Regions from separate parts of the Homo sapiens genome. Here region 2 is linked to region 1. Evidence: chromatin loops called from intact Hi-C (ENCODE). Cell type or tissue: heart left ventricle. All regions are shown on one strand.

Evidence for each region. Hi-C counts contacts between places; a loop is a spot of excess contacts. Peaks named below come from ENCODE experiments on the same cell type or tissue, not always from the same donor. Only the 100,000 strongest peaks of a DNase experiment are listed, where the experiment ranks them.
Region 2: it touches region 1 in a loop (8-fold over the local background); 6 of 110 quality-filtered maps call a loop at or near these places.

What each region holds. Positions count from the first base shown.
Region 1 is chr6:122,125,283-122,133,282 of GRCh38, forward strand. No RefSeq gene overlaps it. Among named protein-coding and RNA genes, the nearest start is that of HSF2, 270 kb to the right of the region's middle. In heart left ventricle, no CTCF peak of the experiment used is centred here; no DNase peak of the experiment used is centred here; H3K4me3 peaks cover 682 bases; H3K27ac peaks cover 5,682 bases.
Region 2 is chr6:122,004,033-122,012,032 of GRCh38, forward strand. It overlaps a transcript of LOC105377979 not described here. Among named protein-coding and RNA genes, the nearest start is that of HSF2, 390 kb to the right of the region's middle. In heart left ventricle, no CTCF peak of the experiment used is centred here; no DNase peak of the experiment used is centred here; H3K27ac peaks cover 4,976 bases.

The sequences.
Region 1 (8,000 bases):
TCAACATTGTAATTACTCTTTAAAAACTACCACTCATTGAGTTTTAGTGTAGTATCAGAGGAGAATATCCACAATTATCTAAAGAAGCTATCAAAATTAATCCTACCTTTTCCAACTATGTATTTCTTGGGTTTTTGTTTTTGTTTGTTTTTGTTTTTTAGAGGCAGGGTCTCAGTCTGTCACCCAGGCTGGAGTGAAGTGGCATAATCATAGCTCACTGTAGCCTCAAACTCCTGAGCTCAAGCAATCTTCTAACCTTAGCTTTCTTACTAGTTGATATTATAGGCAAGCATCTCCATGCCCAGCTAATTTTTTAGAATTTTTTGTAGAGATGAGGTCTCACTATGTTGCCCAGTCAGGTCTCAAACCTCTGGCCTCAAGTGATCCTCCCACTTTGGCATCCCAAAGTACTGGGATTACAGCTATGAGCCACCATGCCCGGCCTCCAACTACATATTGTGTAAGGCTACATTTTCTTAATATACTCCAATCAAAAAAATATATTTCAACAGACTGAATGCAAAAGCAGAAATGAGAATTTACTTGTCTTCTGTAAAGCCAGATAACAAGAGATATACAAAAATGTAAAGCAATGAAACTTCTCAATAATAGTTATTATATTTTTAATATTTATATGAAATAGTTATTTCATATAAAATATATAACTTTGCTATGCATAATAGATTTGTTATTATTTTAAAATAAATATTTACAAAGTTTGTTTTCATTTTTAATAATCATAGATAGTCATAGGTATAATCTACAAAACAAAAAACTCTTTGAGGTTTTCCATATTGTCCAAAGTGAAAATAGATCCTGAGACCAAAATGCCTTCTTGGTGAAAAATATTTGGAACAAGTTACGCCATCACCTTCAGGATCTCCTCAGTCAGTAATGCCCTGTGACATGGGGATTGAAGAACTGTTTCTAAGACAGGGGACATCTGTAGTTATCTGTCTCAGAAAGGGAGAAGAGGAAGGGAAAATGCCCTAAAAATAATGGAGAAAAATAATAAGAAAGAGACTTAAGCTACCAGAAATCTTCACAAGGCAGCAAAATATGTCACATTTCTCCTTTGCTCAAAAGTGCTACATTTTTAAGAGTTCAAACATCTTTTATGTGCCATATTCCTAGTTGATTTCCCAGCAATGAACTATATTTTTAGCTTGTTAAATATCATAGACAAAGGAAAACAAACAATAGAGAAATTTAATAAGGCAAAAAGGTAGTTCTTTATAGAAGACAACAAAATTGATAAGCCCATTGCTAGATTTATCAACAAAAAAGGAAAGAAAACATAAATTACCAAAATCAAGAATGAAAGGAATTCATCAAAGATTCTCCAGACTATAAAGAAATAAATAGTATAAACAACTTTATGCTGACAAAGTTGACAAACCTCATGAAGCCTCCTTGCCAAGACTGATGAGAGATCAAACAGAAATTTTAAATGACTCTCTAAAGTAAATTGAAATTGTTATCGAAAATCTTCCACAAAGAAAAGTCCAAATAGTTTCACTGGTAAAGTCTATAAAACATTTAGGAATAAATATCACTAATCTTATGCAAATTCCTTCAGAAAATAAAGAAGAACACACTTTAGAGTATTTGCTGGTGAATTAGATTTGAGAACTGAGAGAGAAAAAAAGAAATTAATGATGATATATAATTTCGGCCTGTGCAAACTGGATGAATTTGAGGCACCTACTAGGATGGGGGAGGAACAGATGTCTGGGAAGGAGAAAAGATATATTAATAGCAACATTTAGGACATTTAAACTTTGATACGCCAAGTGTGCATGCCAAGTCTGCAATTGGATATATGAGTCCAGAGATCTGAGGAGCAGTGGAGGACGAAGGCTATAAATATGGGATTTACCAGCATATAAAGCCATGACTAGTATTACCTGGAGACTGAATATGGATGGAGAAGAGAAGGTGACACCTCACCAAATAACAAGGAGTGTGTGGAGATGAAAACAGTGGTCTTTGCTGTTAATTGTAACTAAGTGGGCAAGTACCATTGAATTTGGCTATATGAACATCATTGTTGACCTTTACAAGTGCAGATTTAGAAGGGAGTTAAAGAGGAGAGAGAGTCTTCTTGGAGTGGGTTGAGAAGAAAAAGCAGAGACAGAAAACAGAAACAACTTTTTCAATAGGTTTTTTTGTAAAAGAATGGAAAGAAATTTATTAGTAGATTGTAGATATGATGGTCAAGAGAGGGTTTTTTGGTTTTTTTAAAAATGTAATTTTGGTGGTGAAAAATCAATAGAGAGGAATACATTGGTGATGTTGGAGGACTGGGCTGAACTGTGTGAGCTAAGCCCTTGAGAATGGAAGAAGAATAAGCAAAGGAGTTGCAGGAAGGGCAGAGTGTATGGGCACAGACACGGGTTTCTGGTTTGCCGGTGGAAGGAGAGTATTCCTAACAGAGGGCCTCAGTGTTCTTTGTGAGACACACCTCAGTGTTCTTTGCGAGATAGCTGATGAATGGAAGAGAGGAGGAGAGACAGACAGAGGCATCAAATTTTCACGTTGGAGAGGGGAAAAGGGAATCCTTCAGGGAGATGTCAGGATTGTAGGCAGTGTTGAGTAGTCAATTAAGAAATATTGTGAAATTAAAGTGAAACTAGTTAGCTGAGTTGTGTATTTCTTTTCCAGCAATGTTACTTTAACTAGGAGTAGTTGGATAGTTAAACAAGGTCACAGAATTGTCAGAACAAACACATTTGACAGAGTAAGAATCAGGGAGGTTAAGAATTTTTGCACAATGACCTATTTTTCCTCACATCATCAGTGTAGAGCAATTACTAGAGACTTTTTGCTTCAGGTCCACTGCTAAATGATGTACGAAAGGGGTCCATTTTTCTAGAGATTGTAGCCATCTGTCCATGACCTCCACAGTTTTCAGGGAATCCATCATTCAAGGGAATGGTAGTGGCCCAGTGCCCTGAAAATTCTCCTTGGTTTGGGATTCTGCCTTCTTGTATTTTTGGTAGCCATCTGACCATGAACACCATCTCATGTATTTCATCCCTTAGTGCGATATTGAGAACTTATCTCTCACCCTGCACAAGTGAAAACTTGGTTGATACACACTTCTTGAGCCTTGCAGAATTCCTGTCCCTCACTGCAGAGTACAAGAGAGAGTTGACCCTGATCAACTCCTGGTGACAGGAATCAGTGTGACAAAATTTCAGACACAGAAGATTTGATAGGAGCTAGAGCATCGTGACCAAGAAAGTAAATAATGTTGTCCTCATCCAATCTACTTATCCTTTAAGAGGCTTACTGTGGTGTTATTACACTCCTGACCCATAAACCAGCACAAGATGAATTCTGTGCAGGCTGATCTATCTTTAGAGCTCACTGGAGTTCCTGGCTCTTCTCCTAAAGTTCATCATGTGAAATGCTTCAGTCATCATTGACAATGTTATCACCTAACATTCACATGAGCTTTGCCTAACACAGACACTTAAAAATATAGTACTGGGCTCTAAGATCAGTTGCTCAGGATTGAAAATCTATTTCAAAAGACAGGTGTCTGCACATCTAATTAGTTTTCTTCCATTAGATCGTTCAAAGATTGGTAATTATAAGTAACAATATTTATAGTGGCTAATATTTATTCAGCACCATCCTAAACATTTGATTTGGCTAACTCATTTAATCCTCACAACAACCTTAGGTAATGGGCACAATTATTATTCCCAATTTAATAGTGAGAAAATGGAGTCACTGAGTAAGTAACCTATTTAAGGTGAAGAAAAAATATCAGAGCTACAATATGAACACTTGCACTGTGGCTCCAGGAGCTCATAATAACCACACATCATTCCTATAATTTACTAGGCTTAAGTAATAAATGGTTTATTTATTAAATATTGTCATCTTGTTTCTTTAAAGTTTTATTTTAGATTGTTCTATATTTAAAATATTATAGCTCTGATCATTTACCTCGAGGAGCTGTATTTGCATGAAAGAAATCAGATTCGCTAACCTAATACAATTCTTTAAATCCTCTTTCTTATAGTGAGAAAAAAATGTAAGCTTGAATCATATGAACTTGCTTTTGTTTTACACTTTTGAATCACCAAAATGACAATTTTGTATGATTCAACTTACACAGATACAAAGGAAAAGCTACCAACTCATATTCAGTCTAACTCTCTGCTTTATGTCAGTGTCATAAAGGTTTTCACTGTCATTCATGATCTCTTTTCTGGTCTCCCTTGTGTCAGGAATGAACAGCACTCCTTGGGAAAAGAGCGAGTCAAACCTGGGGGCATAGATAGATGGTGACTGAGGAAGAGAATCATTTCTTCTAGAATGGCACTTGGCCCAAGATGTCTGAAGACTCCTGACCTTGGCCTCACTTGCCCTATGAGCTCTTCAGTCCAAGTTCTGAATAATATGAGATGTGACTTGCCTCAGGAAGTAGGAGCAATCCAAGCCTTTATTATCTTACTGTTTTTTCAAAAAACCTCATCTGGAAGCCTAACAGCAAAGTAGTTTGCCTTTCTGATTGAAAAGTTAATTAATGATAATGGTTCCAGGGATACTGTCAGACACCCAGGAATCTTAACACCTACAATGTGTTAAATTCCTCATTTCTCCCACAGGATTTTTCAGTGCTAAAAACAGCATCAATACCAGTATTCTTGGCAAAACCATTGCTAATTGACAATCAGAGGAATTCAACTAATGTGTTTACTGAGTGTGAACAAGAAAGATTGTCACATCCAGAATTTCCAAAATAGCTTTCTTTCTTTAGAATGTGTGTATCTTCCCAAGACAAGCAGCAGTTTTCTCACGTGTTTTTAGCTTGTGTCATTGGCCACAGCTGAGTCAGAACAGAGGTGACTTTTGTGCTATTGCCAGTGCCATTTTCTGTATTTGGTAAGTGTAGCAGTCTGGATGTCCTCACCACATAAAAAGGTTGACAGAATGGCCATTTTTAAATGTGCCCAGCAAGCCTATAGAAGCCATGAGAGGTGGCACCCAAAGGATAAATGGTCGGATCAGGGTACAGGAAGTGGTTATCGTCAACACAAACCATTCTTCCTGTCAGCAAGATATCAATAACATGTCTTTTGCTGGGAGGTGATATGTTTTGTAGGTACAAGTAAGAGAATATAATTTCCATCCACTTCAGAAAGAGATAAGCATGAACACCTAAAAAATCACAGACTAATATGAAGCAGACTCTAGAATAACTAATGAGACTTGGTTTTATAACCTCCTCCTCCCAAATTTCCAACACTGTTGAACGAAACCGATGCCATTAAACAGGAAGATGTATAAACTTATAAGCATATTGGAAGCCATCAACCATGGTTATATTAATATTTTATACTGTAAAAATTGTCTGGAGCTAGAGTGACAAAAACAAAAAAGGAAAGAAGCTACTAAAAGCTGGAAAAGTTGCAAGTGTTTTTTCATAATGCTGAAAATAATATTGCTCTTGGCAGGATCTTGAAGATCATATAATCCAATTGTCTTCTTTTGCCAAATAAGAAAAATGAACCAAGAAGATCTAAGCAACATGTATTTCAAAAGAGTATTTTATTAGCATTCAATAAAACTTTTAAGTTTCTTTAAAACTTTTTAAATTATTTTGCTTCTGTCAAGATTACAGAATGTCTGCACTACTAAATATTGATTGAAAATTGAAGACTCCTAGCTCTATTTAATATATGAAAGCCAGTGAAGTATACTCTATGTACTTTCCTGGCAAATGAAAGACGTACATCTACCATTTATGTCCCACCTTCTTCAGATATCTCAATTAGGAAAGATGTCAACAAAAAGATAGATATTAAGACAGTTTGTTATAGAAAAAATAAGTGATTCTGAGATTAGAAGAGTTGGATTCCCCAAAGTTACAAGCTGTTATATGTAAGGTAAAATTCTTTCTAAGCCCCACTTTGCTCAATTGTAAAAGATACTCAATACTTCCTGGTCTGCCACAAAGTTCGTCAATGCCATATTTAAGCCTTGAGCTGAATTATTCCCAACACACAATTGTGTGCATATTTAAATCATACCTATGTAAGTATATTGAGCAAAAATATTATTTTTGTTCAAAATTATATTTCAAATAGCAAAATTGAATTATACAAATATTGTATAAAAGTAATATAAAAGTAATTCACAGGATTGGTTATGACTTTAAATAAGATGCTGGTACAAAATATTATATAAAATATATGATAAATCTTTGATATATTTTATTCATTTATTAATATATACAAAAATATTTAGTATCTACTCTGTGTAAATCTACTTCTGTGGTGGTTTTTTTTTGAGTAAGAGAACACAGAATTTTAACAATTCCTATTCTGAGAATATATTAGTACAAATGTCTTTGATAAGTTGGGAAAAAAAGGTACTATTATAGTTGAACTGCCAGGCTACTCTTAGAGTGGTTGGCAAATGCTCAGATGAGCCTCATGCAAAATGGAGAGTCCATGCCAGCTGGTACATAAGAAGAAACTGATAAAAACTATATTGTCCCAAATGGACGTATCCTAGACTAAAAGGAAGGAATGAAAGAACGAAAGAAGGAAGTGAGAAGGGAAGGGAAGGAAAGGGAAGGGAAGGGAAATATATTTGCTAATGTTTTTTGGTGACATTTCTCTGTTATTAACTCATTCTTAAATCAATTCCTCTCATCCATCTCCCACCCAATACAATACTGTTCCTCTTTCTGTTGTCTAGATACCACGAGAATTCAAACTACATTTGGAATCCTTCCAGGCTTGTCCTCATCACAGAGTTTTCTCATAAGGGGCACTCAAAAAATACAATTATATTGATAAACTGGTGAATTAGTAAATAAATGAATAGAATGACTTAAAAGTCAGGCTTTAACTATTCCTGTTATTTATATAAATTTGATTATCAAGTAGCTCCCTATCAGAAATAACTTCCCTGGAAAATGGGTGTGTTCTCTCCCTGTGGCTGGCAGACAAGAGTTTATCCACACTTTTAAATCTTCCTTGCACCATGCCCTTTTATACTGCCCCTTCTAGGACAACAGTAGGGTTAACAGTCACGTAATACAACCAGATTTATGTAGGTAAAAAATTCCTTCTAGAGCATCTTTGAGAAATTATTAGTCAGCCTCTTCTTGAACACTTGTTTCGGTAAGACTTACTCTTTAACAAAGCATTATATCCCACTTTTGGTCAACTCTGATTAATAGGACATGACTCCTTATATTGAACCCAAATCTTCTTTTCCTTTTATTGTTAACCTCATGATACTAATATTATATTATCCAGTAGCATACAACAAGCTCCTCCTTCATGATACTCATATTATTTGGAATTTACTATTATTTCTTCTCTTAGTCTTTGCTTCTACATACTAACCATCCCCAATTCTTCCAAACTCATCCAGTTTTCCTCTTAAAATGTGACCAGTAACTGTAAAAACTGGACAGGAAAGATTGAATCCATCAATAATGAGGTCTTAGCAGTCATACAGAAAAGTTATTTGCTAAACTAATTTCATAGCAGAAATGTAAATAATGATAACTTCTTATATTTGCCACTCAAATATTTTTAAAGAAATACTGTCTTTTGTGATCTTAGTAAAACCCTGATGCAGGTATGGCTGACATTATTATTATTTCCAACCATAGTTCATGTTCCTCCCACACATTATAGAAGTTTTTGTTCTCAAGACTTACTGAAAACATCTTTATGTGGAATCTCATCCAGCCTCTAATTCCTCAGCACTTCTTTACCCAAGGAAGTCAATTGCTAATTTCTGACTTCCAAGCTGTATGACTGATGGTTAAGAAGGGTGTGTATGTGCAGGTGTATGTTTCATAAGGAATGTTTGATGATAATGCATTTATATGCCCCTTCAATTACAGGCATAGGTAGCATATCATCAAACTAGATGTTATAACAATAAATGACGCACAATATATTGAAAAAGCCAACAAGCTAGTTGTTATGAGATTGGGCACATTAAATAGTCACATT
Region 2 (8,000 bases), 120 kb before region 1:
GAGCCGAGATCATGCCATTGCATTCCAGCCTGGGCAATAAGAGCAAAACTCTGTCTCAAAAAAAAAAAAAATTAGAAAACTTGGAAAAACATCTTTATGTCTTTTTTTTTCCCCTCAACCCCCAAAACTAACCAAACATCAATTTTAGCAAGTAAATATTGGTATATCTTCCCACTCCTTTCCATGACCCCTAACACTGCTCCAATAATGCCATCATTATTTTTTACCTGGATACTCACCAAAACCTCCTAACTGATCATATTGTCTTCCATCTCACTGACCTCTATGTTCTCCAAACAACCAAAACGCAACTTTCAAAAATGCAGAATGTGTTGCACCTCTGCTTCCATGATTTTCTATTGTTCTTAAACAAAATTAAACCTCTTAACATAACTGTCTTGGAAGGCCATTTGTGCCTCTGCTTTTTTCTCCAGCCTCAACTCTTTCCACCCTTTCCCTTACCTGTTGTGAGTGCTCCCAATTGAGCTACTTTTAGAATCTACAATATACTAGGCTGAAATCTACTATTCCTTCCTGTATAATTTCCTCAGGGAAGTTACCCTGACCTCCATGTTACAACTTTCTACCATACATATAGTCCACAGACTGAAGTCAAATGCTCTTGCATTGCATTTCCACCACATTTGGAAATTCCCCTGACAGAGTACTTACAACACATTACTGTAGTTGCTTCCTTAATCACATCTTTCCCACAAGACCATAGTAATAGTAAAGATTAATTGAGTGATTACTGCATGCCAGATTCTAAGTGTGATACATAAATTCATTCATTACACACAACACCTGATGAGGGATGTCTTCTTTTACAGTTAAGGAAACTAAAGCACAGAGAAGTACAATAATGTATCCGGGTTCATACATCGTGGAAGTAGCAAAATCAGTATTTGAGGCCAGAAAATCTGCTCTTAAGCCCAACAATATTTATGAGAGAACACAACACTATATATATACTTTAAAAACATTTTTTGCTTTAATTATAAATAATTTCACAACTAATAAAACAAACAACAACCACCAAAAAAATAAAGCCTTGAGCTCCTCTTGAAAAATCCATAATCTGTGTGCACTGTGGCCTGTGCCCCCTTATGGCACAATACTCTTTACAAGGGGCATGGAATTTCCAGCTTTCCATGATCTCCACTTTCTGTTGTCACCCTGATAGAACATGTTTCCTCCTTTATCATATTTGTTTACCATTATAAATTTCTTGGGAATAAGGACCTTGCCTATCTTATTGCCCCAGTATTAGGATCCCCAATATTAAGCGAAGTTTCCAGGCAAAATATAGGTATTGGATAAATATTTATCAATTACGTGAAGTAATGAATGCATGAATTGCAGAGATATTAGAGAAAGTAAAGGTGATACATTCAAACAGGGAAAACTACCTAAGTAAAGCAATCTCCTAAAGATATTTTTATAAGGGTGTTATAATTATGTTATCCATTTTTCATGAAATCATAGACTTCTGAAGTTTCTCTGTGTAATTTTCTAATTTTTGTATCTGTGCTGCCGAAGCAAGCACAATTATGTAATTTTCTGTCCTTAAATAGTACTTTCTGGGAGTAAGTAATGACAATTCTTAACTGTACCTCTCGTGCACTCTTGAATTAAGATTTAAGCATCATTTACTGATTTTCATCTTTTATTTGTTACTGTATATGCAACATGCTGTTCAACCAATCATTAACTATATTCTATGTGAGTGTAGTGTGTTAGTATAAAACAATAAACGAACAAAACCCCCAAACCTTCTTAAGTCAATATTATGAAGATGATTAATATCAGTGTTGTGTCAAAGACTTTAAGAACATGTTACGAAGATTGCTGATGATGTGGTTTCTATATCCTAGAGAAACAGCAGGCTCTGGAGTCCCTGGAGAAAGTTGGTCTCTCCCTCCTTTCAGTATAGATTTTCTCTACCCAACAGAAATCAATTAATCTTTTTATGCCCAAGTTTATGCTTCTATAAACTGGAGAAAACCGTTGCTACCTACACTAAGAAGAATGTTCTGACAAATAATGAAGTCATGTCTGAAATGCAATATATAACAACAAAGTATCATGATTTTGAGGGGGTTGGAATTAGCTTGTTTTCCATTTTCTAATTAGTCTGTAATAACTGAAGGACAGTCTAATAATTCTTGACTCCTTTTTCTGGGTTACTCAAGCAGCTCCTAGGAATTCTAAAGTGCACATGTAACACTCTATCTATTGCAAGCTGCTTCATGTATAAACCAATGATATACAAGTAGGGTGCAAGATATTCCGTTAAGAAGAAAATAAGAGGAATTTGCCTCATTTTCAATATTTTCCAAGATAAGCAATGTGACTTTCCCCTTGATTTGGTTATATTCACTTTCTGTAGTAAATGTTCAAAAGTCATTTATTAGGACAGAGGGAAAATGTGCTGTCACTTTCTCTGAACCAATAAAGAAAACTTTGAAGTTTCCAGCAAAAGAAATTTCATTACAGAGCATTGGTGTTTTGGGAAGCATTATAGTGTTGATATAGCAAATGTTAATTAAGTGACCAGTAACTTAAACAGGATCAATCTAACCTCTTCTTGTCACTGATATTTGTGAGGTACGGTTGTTTATAAAGTACTTTTGGGCTTGGAGTAAAGTACGTTTTCCCATATTATTCAGTAATTCACTGCTTCTGTGCAATCTTCAATTATTTTTAGAGTTTGGGATTTGGAGGAAATGCCTTTACAGTTTTAGTTACATTGCAAATTAAATTCTAATTTATACGAAGCTAACTCAGTCTTTCTTCTTTCCAGGAAATGTAACAGAAAGCTGTAAGGGCATTAGCCACCTTGAGTCTTTTTATCAAGGTGTGTTCAGATGGGGAAAGGCACCTAATAGAGGTTTAGTAAAGACTGAAGTTTAGTAAAAACTTTATTATCAAAATCTATTTTATTATAATTATTTTCTTGCACTTTTCTAATTGACTTCTTTTCAAATGGTTATTTACATACTGCTCTTCCTGCATCATATTTCTCATTTTAAAAAGCTTTTGCCAAAAGCCTTTTCCCCCTTCTTTGAATAGGAAAAAGATTTTTTGGTTCTTAATTGAAAAGACATTTGCTTTGGCAACTCTCTTTTCTCTTCGATTAACTGTGAAGCATTCTGAGGTCTGAGAAAGAAGTTTTATCCCTAAGAAGATCAATCCCCAGTTGTTGGTAGTTTAACCCATCTTGGTGGAAAAGACCAGGAGAAGGGGGGAGAAACAAGGGGTCTTAGGTTTACACTGATAAGAAAAGACTGTAAATATTGAATTATATTGTATGACAGTTAAGGCTGACTTCCGACTTGAAGGTGAGGGTGGGTAGAATGGAGAACTTCTACATGAAATGAAAGCCTCTGCCTTCATTTTGAAAGAAAGGGAAGGCTATGCATGTTTACCCTGCATTTGCCTGTAGAATTCAATCATTCCCTGGCATAAGCTCCCCACTAACTTACCAGAAGCCTCCTCACACCCAGACACATATGTTTTCAATTGAAAAGTGCTTACAAAAAGACCACCTGCCAGCAAAGGGAATGTTTTTTGTCTCCCAGTGGGGTTCTTACAGACAGGACTGAATGTAGTTAAGCAGGAACAGAACTAGAAGCCTAAAACCATGATGTTACAGGCTAGCATGCTTATTGAGATTTTCTTTGAAATAGAAAAGGAAAATGTATAAGATACTAAAATGATCATTGTTATTTTGTTTTGTTGGGACTCCATCAGAACTTTGAATCCTTTCTTCCCCGACACTTCCTTTTCATATTTCTTTGTTCAGTCATGTTTTGTGATATGCTTGAATAGTTTTAACTAAATAATAAAGTATTTAAAATAGTTTTAGTTTTTGAGAGGTATGACTTTAAAGCAAATGAAAGGATTTTCCATTGTGAGTGTAGGTGAAAACGAATCCTGTTGTTTACTCTGTACCTATTATACAGTCACCAAAAGCAGAGGGAATCACACAGGTTGCTGAAGAACTAACAGCTGAATCATTTAAGTATTAAAATTAACCTTGAGCATCAAATAGCAAACTTCCACACACACAGAGTGAGGTTGTTTGGATGGAAATTGAGGAAGGGGAGAATGAAAGAGGGGAGAAACTGAATATCCTCGAGTTTAGGAATGGGGTCATTCCTTATTTCTTGTTGCTGCCATTTTCTTTTCACACATACTCAGTCACTCTATGAAGTGTAAACAGATGCTGGGGGACTGAGTTCTGGGATTTGATAACACTTTTTTTTTCTTTTTTGAATGAAAGAAAAGCCGGATGAGGGAAGCCCGGCCGCAGTATTGGGTGAGATAAAAAAGCTGTAAGTAAAAGGTTCACACCTATTTTGTTTCATAAAATTAACCTCACAATCAAATAGCTAGAGGAAATGCTTCCTCCTTTGACATTCTTAGAATCCTCTTCCTCCTCCCCATTGGAGGGCTTTATATTAATCTCACAAGTACAGAGATTGCAAGTAAAACAATTCCATCAGCAGTGATAGCCTTGTGTGGGAAGTCTGAGTGGACCGGCCCTCATGCAAACACTGCAGGCACATTCCACAGGGATGAAAGTGATCTCAGACACCCAGCTCCAGTTGACAAAATCTAGGAGTCAGGTGACAAAGTGGTGACATGGTCAATGATGACAGCCAAGAAGCAGTTCCAAGTTAATATCACATACAGAGACTTGAGCCAGCTTCATTCTGTATCACATTGTTATGTAGCAGAGACAAACAGCAGTGAGGAAAAAAAAAATTAAAAAATTCATTCCACTAGCCTTCATTGTTGTGTAATGAGATAACAATACAAAGGTTTGCTACCCATGGGAGGTCTTTGAGCAATTTACCACCCAGGAACCAAAGTGAACTAGATGAATTCTTCTTAAAACAATAAGCTGAAGGTTCTAACTTGCATGACCTCACCAGGCAAAAGCGAAGTGAAGAAATAGGAATATAATAAGGAAATAGATACATTTCCTATGGTATCTTTCTCATGACATTTTTCTCTTGAGAATTCATGGGCTAGCACTGTTTTACAATAACCTGCTTTAGAAATAGCATGAGAGAAGCATATGCAATCCATGTTTAATGAACTGAGAGTAGTCTTTTGGTTAAATGATGTATTAAATCCCTGCCAAGGCAACCCCTGGTCTATGATCCCCTAGGAAACAAGGATTGAGAGTTTTCCAGAAGTATCCATTGCTTTCTTGTTTCTTATGGAAAAATCTATTTTTTAATGTTTTTTTTGTTGTTGTTGTTCTTTTTCCCAGAAGAACATGTGTAAATCATGAGGTTCATTTTTTCTTGCTCTGCAAAACAAAATCTTTAACTTCTACCAAAGTTAGCATTTATGGTACAGTAGTCCCCCCTTATCCACAATTTTGCTTTTCACAGTTTCAGTTACCGATGGTGAACCACACTCTGAATATATATGTATATATATGTACAAATTATATATATCCAGAAAAAATATATATGGATGTATCTATATATAGAGAGATTTTTTTTTTCTTTTTGAGACAAGGTCTGGCTCTGTCACCTAGGCTGGAGTGCAGTGGTGCTATTTCTACTCACTGCAACCTCTGCCTCCCAGGTTCAAGCCAGCCTCCTACCTTAGCCTCCCGAATAGCTGGAACTACAGGTGTGCACCACCATGCTAGCTAATTTTTGTATTTTTGTAGAGACGGGGTTTCGCCATATTGCCCAGGCTGGTCTCGAACTCCTGAACTCAAGCAATCTGCCCTCTGTGGCCTCCCAAGTGCTAGAATTACAGGGGTGAACCACTGTGCCAGGCCCTGAAAATATTAAATGGGGAAGTCTAGAAATAAACAATTCCTAAATTTTAAAGTGTGCACTATTCTGAGTAGTGTGATGAAACATTGCACCTTCCCAACTGTGACTTGAATTATCCCTTTGTCCAGTATATCCACGCTGGAGACACTACCCGCCCAGTCACTTAATAGCTGTCTGGGTTATCAGATTGACTGTTGTGGTATGTGCTTATGTTCAAGTGACCCTTTTTTTTTTTAATAATGGCCTCAAAGTGTAAGTGTAGTGATGCTGACATATCGTTATAACTATTCTATTATATTGTTGTTAAGCTTTTACTGTGCCTAATTTATAAGTTAAACTTTGTTATAGGTATGTATGTATGTATAAGAAAAATCATAGCAGATATTGGGTTCAGTACTATCCTCAGTTTTAGATATCAACTGGGGTGCTTGAAACATATGCCCCATGGATAAGAGGGCTCACTGTATCTATTTTACTTACAGGCAGTAGCTCAGAACTACACATCTCAGCCAAATTTTCTTCTTATGTTACATGTTTCCAGTTTTAGAATGAAAGCAAAATGTCTCAATGGGAGAGAAAATCTATTACCTTGTTCAGAATACTCATAGAGCATGGCAGAAAAAAAAAATCACTTTTTTTCTCATTTTCATGACGTTAAGACCTTGAATTTGATCTTTCTACCTGTCACCTAGTCTTTTTGTTCCTGCCCTTCCCTCCCAACATCTCTCTCTTGCTCCCTCCTTCCTTGCTTCCTTCCTTCCCTTGACAAAAATTCACAGACAACCATTTACTCTGTACCAGGTAGTTCTGCTAGGTTCCACCGGTGCCAGAAACATCACCTAAGAAGAATAAAAGTTTTCTCTTTTACATTTTACTTCTGAAAATTTGAATTTTATCCTAAAAAGTATAAATCACTTTTCAAAGATATTCCAGAGAATTTTATAAAAAATATTTATTTTAAAACAGAGGTCAGCAAACTTTTTTTTTGTAAAGGGCCAGACAGGAAATATTTTAGGCTTTGTGGGTCGTATGGTCTCTGTTGCAACTGCTCAAGTTTGCCACTGTAGAACTAAAGCAGCCGTGGATGATACCTAAACAAACGGGTGTGACTGTGTTCCAAAAAATTTTATTTACAGAAACAGGTAGTAGGCTAGATTTGGCCCATGAACTGTAGTTTGCTTACCCTGATCTAAAATATTGAAACAAAGCCCACTAGTCCAGACAAGTGCAGTCCAGCTATTAGTGCCAATAGCATCATGCATGAGCCATAGTAAGCATTAAATTACATATCAGAGTACATTGATCTTAAGCAGACTATTAACTATCTCAGGGCTTCAGTCTCTTTATTTACAAATTCATAAAGAAGCCTAATTAGATATTTTGAGTGTTTTTCTAACTATAAACTTTGGTTATGTCTTATATATACAACCAGACTTCACAAGAATAGAAGCTGCTTGCTACAATTTGCTGAGCAATGTATGTAGAGAGCAGGTATCTCTTGTCACTGATAAGACATGAAGGGTGGAAATTGGTCACTCGAGTAAAAATTATAAATTATGTTAAACAAATAATAAAAGGTAAATCACACTTCATAAAAATTTTATGTACATTTCCTCCTGATTCTCATTACAACTATGGTCCTCATTACAACTGCATTAGATAGCAAGAATAGTTACTATTTCCCTTGTCTTTCAGATAAGAAAGTAAGAGATTAGAGAAATTACATGAGTTACCTATTTTTCAACATTTAATGCCTAGCTGGGCAGAATGTGAATGCCAGCCAAGTCTTAATTTAGAGCTCTTCAAACCATGACAGCCTCCTTCCAAATTACATACTTTTGAATTACTTTAAAAATTGCAATATGGGCCAGGCGCAGTGGCTCATGCCTGTAATCTCGGCACTTTGGGAGGCCCAGGCGGGTGGATCACTTGAGGTTAGGAGTTCGAGACCATCCTGGCCAACATAGTGAAACCCAGTCTCTACTAAAAATACAAAACTTAGCTGGGCGTGGTGGTGCGGGCCTGTAATCCCAGCTACTCGGGAGGCTGAGGCAGGAGAATTGCTTGAACCCATGGGGTGGAGGTTGCGGTGAGCCGAGATCACACTCCAGCCTGGGGAATAGAGCGAGACTCCATCTAAAAAAAAAAAAAAATGCAATATTAGTATAAAGTGATAAAACAGCAGTACCAATG